Linked DNA regions of Homo sapiens: all the other regions are linked to region 2. Evidence: chromatin contacts called from ENCODE Hi-C data. All regions are on one chromosome and are shown on one strand. The core of a region is the stretch at or near the end of the contact, and the rest is flanking DNA. Distances in the headings are between cores, read along the strand shown. Region 1 holds the start of SKP2 (S-phase kinase associated protein 2). Region 2 holds the start of HMGCS1 (3-hydroxy-3-methylglutaryl-CoA synthase 1). Region 3 holds the start of NIPBL (NIPBL cohesin loading factor).

What was found. Hi-C counts contacts between places; a loop is a spot of excess contacts on that map. Pooled maps may share reads with other maps.
Region 1: a loop to region 2 is called in a pooled map, with 18 times the contacts of the local background. The contact joins the promoter of SKP2 here to the promoter of HMGCS1 in region 2. A Hi-C loop is called at or near these places in 8 of 50 pooled maps.
Region 3: a map of natural killer cell shows a loop between it and region 2 (18-fold over the local background). The contact joins the promoter of NIPBL here to the promoter of HMGCS1 in region 2. A Hi-C loop is called at or near these places in 1 of 168 maps with a recorded cell type or tissue (natural killer cell), 1 of 37 single-sample maps with no recorded cell type and 9 of 50 pooled maps.

The regions. Positions count from the first base shown.
Region 1 is chr5:36,150,357-36,153,378 of GRCh38, forward strand. SKP2 (S-phase kinase associated protein 2) reads left to right here and starts at 1,755. Exons shown (of 10, transcript NM_005983.4): 1 at 1,755-1,914; 2 at 2,415-2,686. The coding sequence starts at 1,907. It overlaps LMBRD2 (LMBR1 domain containing 2), which reads right to left and starts at 1,531. Exons shown (of 18, transcript NM_001007527.2): 1 at 1,200-1,531. RefSeq lists silencers at 802-861, 1,462-1,601 and enhancers at 815-1,798, 1,872-2,061.
Region 2 is chr5:43,312,040-43,315,111 of GRCh38, forward strand. It overlaps HMGCS1 (3-hydroxy-3-methylglutaryl-CoA synthase 1), which reads right to left and starts at 1,373. Exons shown (of 11, transcript NM_001098272.3): 1 at 1,317-1,373. RefSeq lists enhancers at 1,143-1,282, 1,533-1,762, 1,769-2,285, 2,286-2,800, 2,895-3,072.
Region 3 is chr5:36,875,351-36,878,296 of GRCh38, forward strand. NIPBL (NIPBL cohesin loading factor) reads left to right here and starts at 1,419. Exons shown (of 47, transcript NM_133433.4): 1 at 1,419-1,828. NIPBL-DT (NIPBL divergent transcript) reads right to left here and starts at 1,344. Exons shown (of 1, transcript NR_046262.1): 1 at 1-1,344. RefSeq lists an enhancer at 715-764 and silencers at 1,175-1,284, 1,925-2,044.

The DNA.
Region 1 (3,022 bases), core at 505-3,004, 7.2 Mb before region 2:
TCTATATCTGAAGTGGGCTCTCCCAATTATTTTACATCTCAAAACTGTTTATTCTCATTATGGCATCTTAAATATTTTTGTTTATTCTTTCTCCTCCATTAGCTTACAGGCTCTCTCTGTTTTGTTCCCTTTCCTGAAGGAAACTATAATTTTTTGTGTCAAAAATATTTTCTCCTATGAGTTGCAATCTTCAGGGAAAGGACGTAGCTTCAAACAAAGGCAAATGCTTTCTCCTTAGCCAAAGTAACATAAAGGTCACTTTCTGTAAAACATCAGGATATTGCATTTTAAAATGCTTTCCATATAACATTAGTTTGATGAACGGCTTAGCCTAGGATTCTGCACCTAGTTCCAATCAAAACCAAGTTGTGAACAGATCCCTTCTTTACACCAATCTCATCTTTCAAGAACGAGCTAAAGGTTCATGAATTCCTTCCTCAAGAGGCAGTTACTTTTCAAGCTAAGGACCAAGCTTGAAACAAGCATATACCTGCACAAGGGAGGTTTAATTTCACTACAGAGCGAATCATTTTTTCAAGGAAACCAGAGGGTGTGTCATACAGCATCACTGAATATTCTAATATGCGATGAAGCTGTTATGCTTCCTTATGAACTTTATAAATCTTCATTTTTATGAGGCTTAGAATTCATCCCCCTTCCCTCTTCCACTGTTTTCCCGGGGTCACAGTTGTAGTATAGTTTGCCCAATGGATTTCGCATGGTCATTGTACCTGGAATATGTCACGCTCCCTACTCTTACTGCCCCCAAACTCTTCTCAGCAGAGATAGGCTGAAAGCAGCTCGCTTTTAGGCGGCGACGCAAACACACGTAGCCAGCTGAGCGACAGCAAGCAACCAAATGGCTTTGCTGGAGGCCCCCTGCGTGCACGGGTAAAGCTCGTTGCAAAATACAGTCCTTTCATTTATTCCCATGTTGCTATTTATGAGACCTGTCAAGGCTGCAAGGGCATGCGCAGCCTTCCCACCACACAGGACCCGCTGGGGTCTCCGGCTCCCCTAAAATTAAACCATTGTCTCTCGTTCCAACGGCGTGTTTAGCTGTTGTGCGTTATTTTACAGATAAAGGAAGGATCCCGTCCACAGACCCAATTCTTAGGGCCGCCTTCTCCCCGACGGAGGAAGAAGCTTCCTGGCAAAAGGACGAACAGGTGCGACGCCAGCAGTTCGCAGCCTCTCACCTGGCCGGCGGGCTGGGCTACTGTCACCACTCAGCAGCCAAGGACTTGGGCCCCGCAGCGGCGGCCACTCGGGGTCTGCCGGGTCCCCTCTCTTTCCGCCTGCTCTCGGCCCCGGACCCCAGACTCAAAAGCGCCTCACGCGTTCCGCCTTAGGCTCACCGTCCGATCTCGCCAGACAGCGTCTGGACGGGACCGGGAAACGGCGGCCGCCACAGCTGTCCAGGTTCTGGGATCCACGCTCAGAGACGACAGCGCTGGCGATCACCAGAAGGCCTGCGGGCTCCCGAGAAAGGAAAATCCGTCTACAGTCCAGCGGCTGACATTTCCCAGTCAGCCGTAGCGCCGCCCGCTTCCGCCTCCCCGCCTACCCCGTGGGCCGACCAGTCCCGCTCCCGCGGGGGGTTGTGGGTATCTCGAAGGCGGGTAAAGCTGCAAGGGAAGGAAGTAAGGGCGAGCCCGTCGGACTACGAAGCGGGACGGAAACTACAATTCCCAGCAGGCCTTGGGCCTCAGTGCGGCCGCGAAGCAGAGCGGGCTGTAGAGCCTTGCGCGCGCAGTGGGGATGGAACGTTGCTAGGCTTAGCGGGTCTGGCTGCTGGGGGCCCGAGCAGCACGCTCGGAGCCGCCGCGCGCCAAAGCGGGAATCTGGGAGGCGAGCAGCTCTGCAGTTAATGCACGTATTTTAAACTCCCGGGCCTGCGGACGCTATGCACAGGTAAACGGATTGCAAAAAGGGGAAGAGCATGAAATGGACCCTCTTAATAATTCTTTTAGGCCGCGAATATCGCTACTGGCTAATATTGTTAGTAATGCTGTTAAGTGAATGGTTGCTTAGCCCCTTCTTGGGGAAAGTGTGAATGGATGGATGCCTTAGTGCGGGGATCAGCGTGTGGTTTTATTTGGCTTCCCTAATTGGGCTTTTCTGCCACCGTTTTCAATCAGTGTATGATTGCCCTGTCTCTCTCCTTGTCTGTTCCCTCCACTGGGAGAAATTCTTGAGGCCTTCTGCAGGATCGTAAGTCAAAAAGCCTTCTCGATTTGTTCTTTTCATTTCTTCGTTTTCTTGGTAACTCGCCGCAGGCACATAAAAAATGCGATTCTGTTAGCTGCTGTGAAGGTTTCCTACAATGCATAAACTGCAGCTTCTTTAATTGCCTTGAAATTATTTATGGGTGTGTTTTCGAAAGGAACCGGGGGTATTGTGCACTTCTGCAGGAAGCACCTCCAGGAGATTCCAGACCTGAGTAGCAACGTTGCCACCAGCTTCACGTGGGGATGGGATTCCAGCAAGACTTCTGAACTGCTGTCAGGCATGGGGGTCTCCGCCCTGGAGAAAGAGGAGCCCGACAGTGAGAACATCCCCCAGGAACTGCTCTCAAACCTGGGCCACCCGGAGAGCCCCCCACGGAAACGGCTGAAGAGCAAAGGGAGTGACAAAGACTTTGTGATTGTCCGCAGGCCTAAGCTAAATCGAGAGAACTTTCCAGGTAAGGACATGAGGGTAAAAATGTCAGTTATGCAAAGGGTGGATTTAGCTATGTTGTTGGGAAACCTTTGTTCAGAGATCTTTAGCATGGGTTCCTTTTAAGATTGCCTAATTCTGAAGCTATTTTTCAACAAAATAGGGCAAGTCGTCAAGTATGCAGGAATCTTGGTAGATATATATATATATATATATATATATATATGTATGTTCTGGTGCATAATCACCTTGAAAATTTTAACCCATGAGAAGACATTCCTGCCTTTTTCCTTAGAAGGGAATCTGCCTGCCTCAAGGCCAGCTCAGTTTCACCGTTTAACAGAAACATAAACAGTGGTCT
Region 2 (3,072 bases), core at 123-2,622:
AAATAAAGTTTAAAGAACACAAGCTGCTTAGGTGTCTCAAGTGCAAAGAACTACTGACACGGATAATGTTAACGACTTTCAACTGCCTCTCATCTAATAGTATCTGTGCAATAAAGTCCAAAACACATCTCAGAAGGAAAAATCTGTTAACTCTAGGAGCACTTCCATTTGTCTTAATTTTGTTGTTTATCTTGTCATTGTTTTTCATATTCATGCCTAAAACAGAGCAAATGTTAGTTAGCAGCAACCAGAACACATCATCCTACTGCAGCAGGTGGCAAGAGCATCCTCGGGAAGGTGGGGAGCTGCAGCAGAGGTGAGCAGTGAAAGCAGCTACTGATGCCTTAAGGCTAAGGCCATAGGGACAAGCATGACAAACAGGCACAACCTCACATTATTTGTTCCCCAAATCCCTCCTCCAGAGTGGATCAGAATAATCGTTTCTCTACCACTGGTCAAGGCCAGACGTGGGTTTTCAAAGACTCCATATACTTGCTTTGAAATATCCTTAGCTTAATCCAAAACCTATTTGTGGGAGGACTCTGTGAGTGCCTGCCCATTACACTGTATCACCTAAAGCTGGTCCCGAAGGTATTAGTAGGAGAGAGATGTGGGATTTCAGAACACCAAGGAAGCCTATTTTTTAAAACGTAGACAAAAAAAAATATGGAGGCAGGAAGGCGGGAGGCAGTGATCTATGAGATTTGAAGCAAGTACAGACTGAGCCCCAGTACTTAGCCAGGTCTAAATCACGGTTGTGAACGCTTTCTTGCACCTGAGCTGAGGAAGAAAAGTAATGCTACCCACTTCCCTTCTTTCCATCAACTCTATATGTGGCAGCAGGACACACCCCCTGCGAACCTACCAGCCTCCGTCTAAAGAGGATCTTGCCCATCCTTTGGCGTCCACCCTTAACCAACGCTCTGGAAACGCCTTGGTAGCCCAACTGTCTTCTCTCCCCCTCCTGACACCCCCCACTCACCTCTAGGCGGTCACAGCTGCCTCTCTGGCACCTCCAACTCCTCTGTCGTTAGAATACCTAGACCTCAACGCCCTCTCGCGTTCTCCCCTCCGCGACTCGCCTGTGTTCTCGGATCTTCTCAGATCCGCTACGGTCGGCCTCAGGTCCCTCACGAGGGAACCCCCGCCCGGCCCCGCTCACGGTGCCCCATCCTCCCGGGCAAAGTCCACGCCTACGTCCTGACCCAGAGCCCCAGCTCCTTCGGGCCTAGTCAAGGACACCGCCTCTGTCTGGCCCACACCCCGCCCGCGGCACCTCCGCAGCCCAGTTCTACTCCCCAGCGCGGGACACTCACCAAGCGTGACCGAGCGGCAGCAGAGGAAAGGGAGTGAGCCACGAAAGGACAGTCCGCGGCGCCTCCCCTTCGCCACCAGCTTTATAGCCGCCAACCCACCCGACTCCGGCACCGCCGAGAGTCGCTGGGAGGCGGGACGGTGGCTCCCACAGCCAATCGCGGCCGGTAGAGTTGCCCGGCAGCGCCCGCCCCCCAGTCCGGCTTCTACCAATCAAAAGGAAACTAGAGGCGATGACTCGCTAGGATTTTCCCTCGTGGCTGGAAGGGCGGGGAGAAGAGGCGGGGACAAAGTCTCAGGGCCGAGGAAGTGGTGTGAGAGACTGACGTGAGGTGGCACGAGAGCCCAGTTGCCAATGACGGAGCTGCGAGATACGGCGAGAGCCAACGGGAGCGGAGTGAGAGGTTCTCCGACCAATTGGGACTAAGTGAGAGGAGATGCGGGCCAATGGGTACTCCGCGTCCCACCGCTGGAGAGATGGTCAAATGTGGGAGGCGAGGTGGTCCCAGCTTGGGAGTCTGTCAGGTTGCCTAGCAACCAGAACTAGGCTTCACCTGAAAGATTTCTGAAATACTGTACTTGATTTGAATTCAGTCTTAACGTTTTCTAGCAAAGTGTGCGTAGATTGCAAATTGGAGCAGAATACTTCACCCAGAACTTGTATATGTGTAAATAGTCTAAATACCCGATTTGTAAATACTCAAATATTGTCTCCTTTATTCAAAACTACCTTGACTTAAAGAAAACAGAACAAACAAAAGTGCTCTTGAGACAAAGCTTTCTAACTAAACCTAAAACAAAATGGTTTCAGGATTAGGCATCCGTGGGGAGGGTGCAGAGCCTTGCCTGTGAAGGGAAGTTGATACTGAATTCAAGGATTTTTGCCAGGCCATGCACTCTGAGGAAAGGGACTCCATTTGGCCTGTTGCCCACTGTATCTTCTAAGCTTCATATGTGGTACCTGCCAAGTAAAAGGCTGTGGAAAGGCCACGTAATTGTCGGCATAGTAAATCCATCGGATACGGACTGCCTAACTCCCCCAGCAAATAGAGAGGAGCAATTCAAGCTAGAGGAATTCACTGAAACACTATTTGGGGGAATCCAAAGGAGGACACTTGTGGCTTTGCAATAAACTCTGCCTCTATCTGGTCAGAGAGAGAAGCCATAATACTTAGCTTTGGTGGGGGACCATGAGTGAGGTTCGGAGTTGTTTGTATCTCTCCCCATCTCAATTTAATTAACAGGAATGCTATTGATAAGGGGTCATTGGTAATTCTGTGATTCACACAATTATTGTTATGGGAGATTCTTTTAACCACTATAGATGCTAACCTAGTAAGACACATTCTCAGCAGCAAAGTGGCAAAATATATTGGAAATGGAACCACTGTGAAGTGGTGGCATAAATGACTTGGGGGAAGAGGACCACTCAGTAATGATTTCCATTCCACAGTATTGCCCATGACTCACTTCATATGTATGTAAAGTAACTAGATAGTAAACAGAGAGAGAGACATTGCCTGATTATGATCAACAGCAATTTGGGGTGGGGTAGGAGATTAAAATTCTTGGCATATTGGAATATGCTGAAAGGCAGTAAGGACAAACACAAGAAAGAAGATACAGTTTTGTCGTTAGGAATCGCAAATAATTCCAACTCCAGGAGTACATAATGGGAAATGATTAGCCAGACGGTCATGAGAATGACCATCTTACACAACCGGAAATTTCTACAAGGAACAGACCGTCTTTTTGATC
Region 3 (2,946 bases), core at 169-2,668, 6.4 Mb before region 2:
GAAGGAGCAAGCCCTGTGGACGACGCTCAGGGAAGAGTCCTACTCGCAAGGATGCCAGGGCAGGCCCGCCCCCACCCTCAACGGCGCGCGGGGACTTCTGCCGCAGTCAAGGCTTTGGCTCACTCCCCTCAAGACGGGAAGCCATTCGCAGGGCCTAGAGAAAAGGAGTGACAGGATCTTGGCCCCCTGAGTGGCCTGAGGCAAAAGGAATAATCTAAGCAAGTTTTCCTACTTACTTTTAGCGCACTGGTACACACACAAATACACAATACAATTCATATAACACGAATTTCGTCCCGGTTGAGTAAAATTCCGCTTACCTACTGCACTTTTTACCGAAAATAGCCCCTTTTTAATTTACACAAACTTAATAGAGAACGGTGGAACAATGGTTACTTCTTGTTTTACAATTTAAAAACTACAACAACCATAGTACTGTACGTATAATCACATATTGTATTCCAGCCTTGTCCAGCGCCTCAGTTTTCCGAACCTAAAGAGGAAAACGATGTTTGAAATCAGCTGGCCGCAGGCCCGCGGGTCGCCCGCAGTCACCGGTGGCTGAGTCGGGGCCGGCGGTTCTCCCCGCGCGCTCGGCTCCACCCACACCTAGAGGGGGGCGCCCGGGCAGCCGCGGGCGAGCTTCTCGCTCGCGCAGCGTCGCCTACAGGCCTTTATCCTGACCGTTAGAGAAGAACCCAAACCTCTGCCGACAAAAAGCAAAAGCAGCGGAGACCGCGTATTTCCAGAAATAAACGCATCATCACAAACACGATTCCAATTCAATCCAGCCGACAGTCGTCTTCACCTCCAAAGGTTGCGTTCTTATTCGCAGAAATAACACGCAGTCGGGCGTAAGGTCCCGGCTCTCAAAAGGCAAGGTGTACGATCCATCCATCCACCCGGCTGCAGGGACACCATTTAAAACGGGCATCATCGCCATCGAATCGCGGGCGTCCTCTGTGGGGCCGCCCGGAGATCGGCTCCCTAAAGCTAACGACGACCTGGGACAGCCAGCGCGGCCTCCAGCCGCCGCCGTCGGCGACCTGAGAGCCCGTCCGGGCCTGAGTGCCCCCCACGCTCACGACCACCACCGAACTCGGGCCCCGCTCCTGTCGGCCTCCAGGAAAATAAAGACAGAGGAGAGCCGGCCCGCCTGTGTCGCAGGGCAAACGTCGCTCTGAAGCATCGACAATACTGGCAACATCCACAGCCGCCCTGAGGGGACGGGCGTAGAGGAGAGCTGCCGCCTCCCGGCTGCTGGGCCCGGGTGCCGCGCGGCGCGGCCGAGGACGCGAGCCCAAGTGGCGGCAGCGGCGGCTGCGGCGGTGGCGGAAGTGGAGTGGGGAAGAGGGGGTGGTTGTTAGTGTTTGGCGCCGGCGGAGGGAGTCATTCCTGCAGCTGCACTTCCGGTCGGCATTTTGTTCTGAGAGGGAGAGACGGAACGAGAGAGAGACACACACAGGGCTCCTTCCCCCCGCCCTCCCCCCCCTCCCTCCGTCGGTACCGACTCACCCGACACCACCAAGCCGCAGGGAGGGACGCCCCCGCCGACAGGAGAATTGGTTCCCGGGCCCGCGGCGATGCCCCCCCGGTAGCTCGGGCCCGTGGTCGGGTGTTTGTGAGTGTTTCTATGTGGGAGAAGGAGGAGGAGGAGGAAGAAGAAGCAACGATTTGTCTTCTCGGCTGGTCTCCCCCCGGCTCTACATGTTCCCCGCACTGAGGAGACGGAAGAGGAGCCGTAGCCACCCCCCCTCCCGGCCCGGATTATAGTCTCTCGCCACAGCGGCCTCGGCCTCCCCTTGGATTCAGACGCCGATTCGCCCAGGTAAATTCCTGCTCTTTATTTCGGCGGCGGCGGCGGCGGCGCCGGCGCCAGGTCCTCAGCGTCTCTCCTCCTCGCTCCCCTCCCCGCCGTTTCCTTAGCGGCCCCAGGTCTCTTCCACAGGCGAGTCTAGAGTTCGCTCCTCTCTGGTGGCAGCCGCCTTGGGTAGCGGTGGTTTTGTACCCTCTCCCGGCCGGCTCCGGTGGCGGGGACTGGGCTCCTGCTGGGCGGCCGGGGAGGCGTAGGCCCGGCGGAGAGTGCAGGCCGCGGGCCAGCGGAATCTACTTGAGCTCGGGGATTAGGAGAGCTCCGGGCTGAGCGGAGCGACTGCTGGTCGGTGACAGGCCTCGCCCGGGAGTGGAGCCGTAGCTAGTGGGGAGGCGGAAACAATACAACTAACAGCAAATGTGCCCTGATCGTCCCCATATTTACAACTTTCCCGGTCCGGGAGTGGGGAACGTCCCAGTGAAACAAACAACCTCCCTTCTTCCCCCTGTGACCCCATGAAGGGAGGAAGTAGTTTCAGTTAGTGAGACAAACGTAAATACTCAGACGCGGATCCAGTGGTAATTCTTTCTCTTTCTAAAACTTGTTTGGACGTTGGAAAGTTCATAAAGACTCATTTTCTTTTTTAAAGAATTAAATCGTCCACATGAATATTTAATACAGAAAAACATACTGTGGTAGACACTGCACATCTCCCCCTCCCCAAGAGCTTTTATCTTGTTGTTTTGACAGTGTGTTGTTGCACATGGACTTTTTATTCAAAGACAAGTATAAAGTACTTGACAGGTTTACTCTGCCACTTTCTATTTGTATGCGTTATGTAAGGGCAGTTTTAAGCGACTATACGTAAAACACTCAGGTACTTCCTGACCAAAACGTGTAGGAGCATACAAAGAATTTTAAGTGTTCTGAGAATTGTGCTGAGATACGGGTAAAACCACTTTTCTTTTCTTTTTCCAAAAAAGAAATTAAGTTATACTTAAAATCCTTGGGAGGTTAAAAAATTGTAGAAGGTGCCATCCTTTTATGTCAGGGCAGTTCTTCTTGAGGTCCCAGGATTGTCATTGGCTGTTTGTGCCATGATGTTTGACTGTGTAATGAGAGAGGTGTCATTT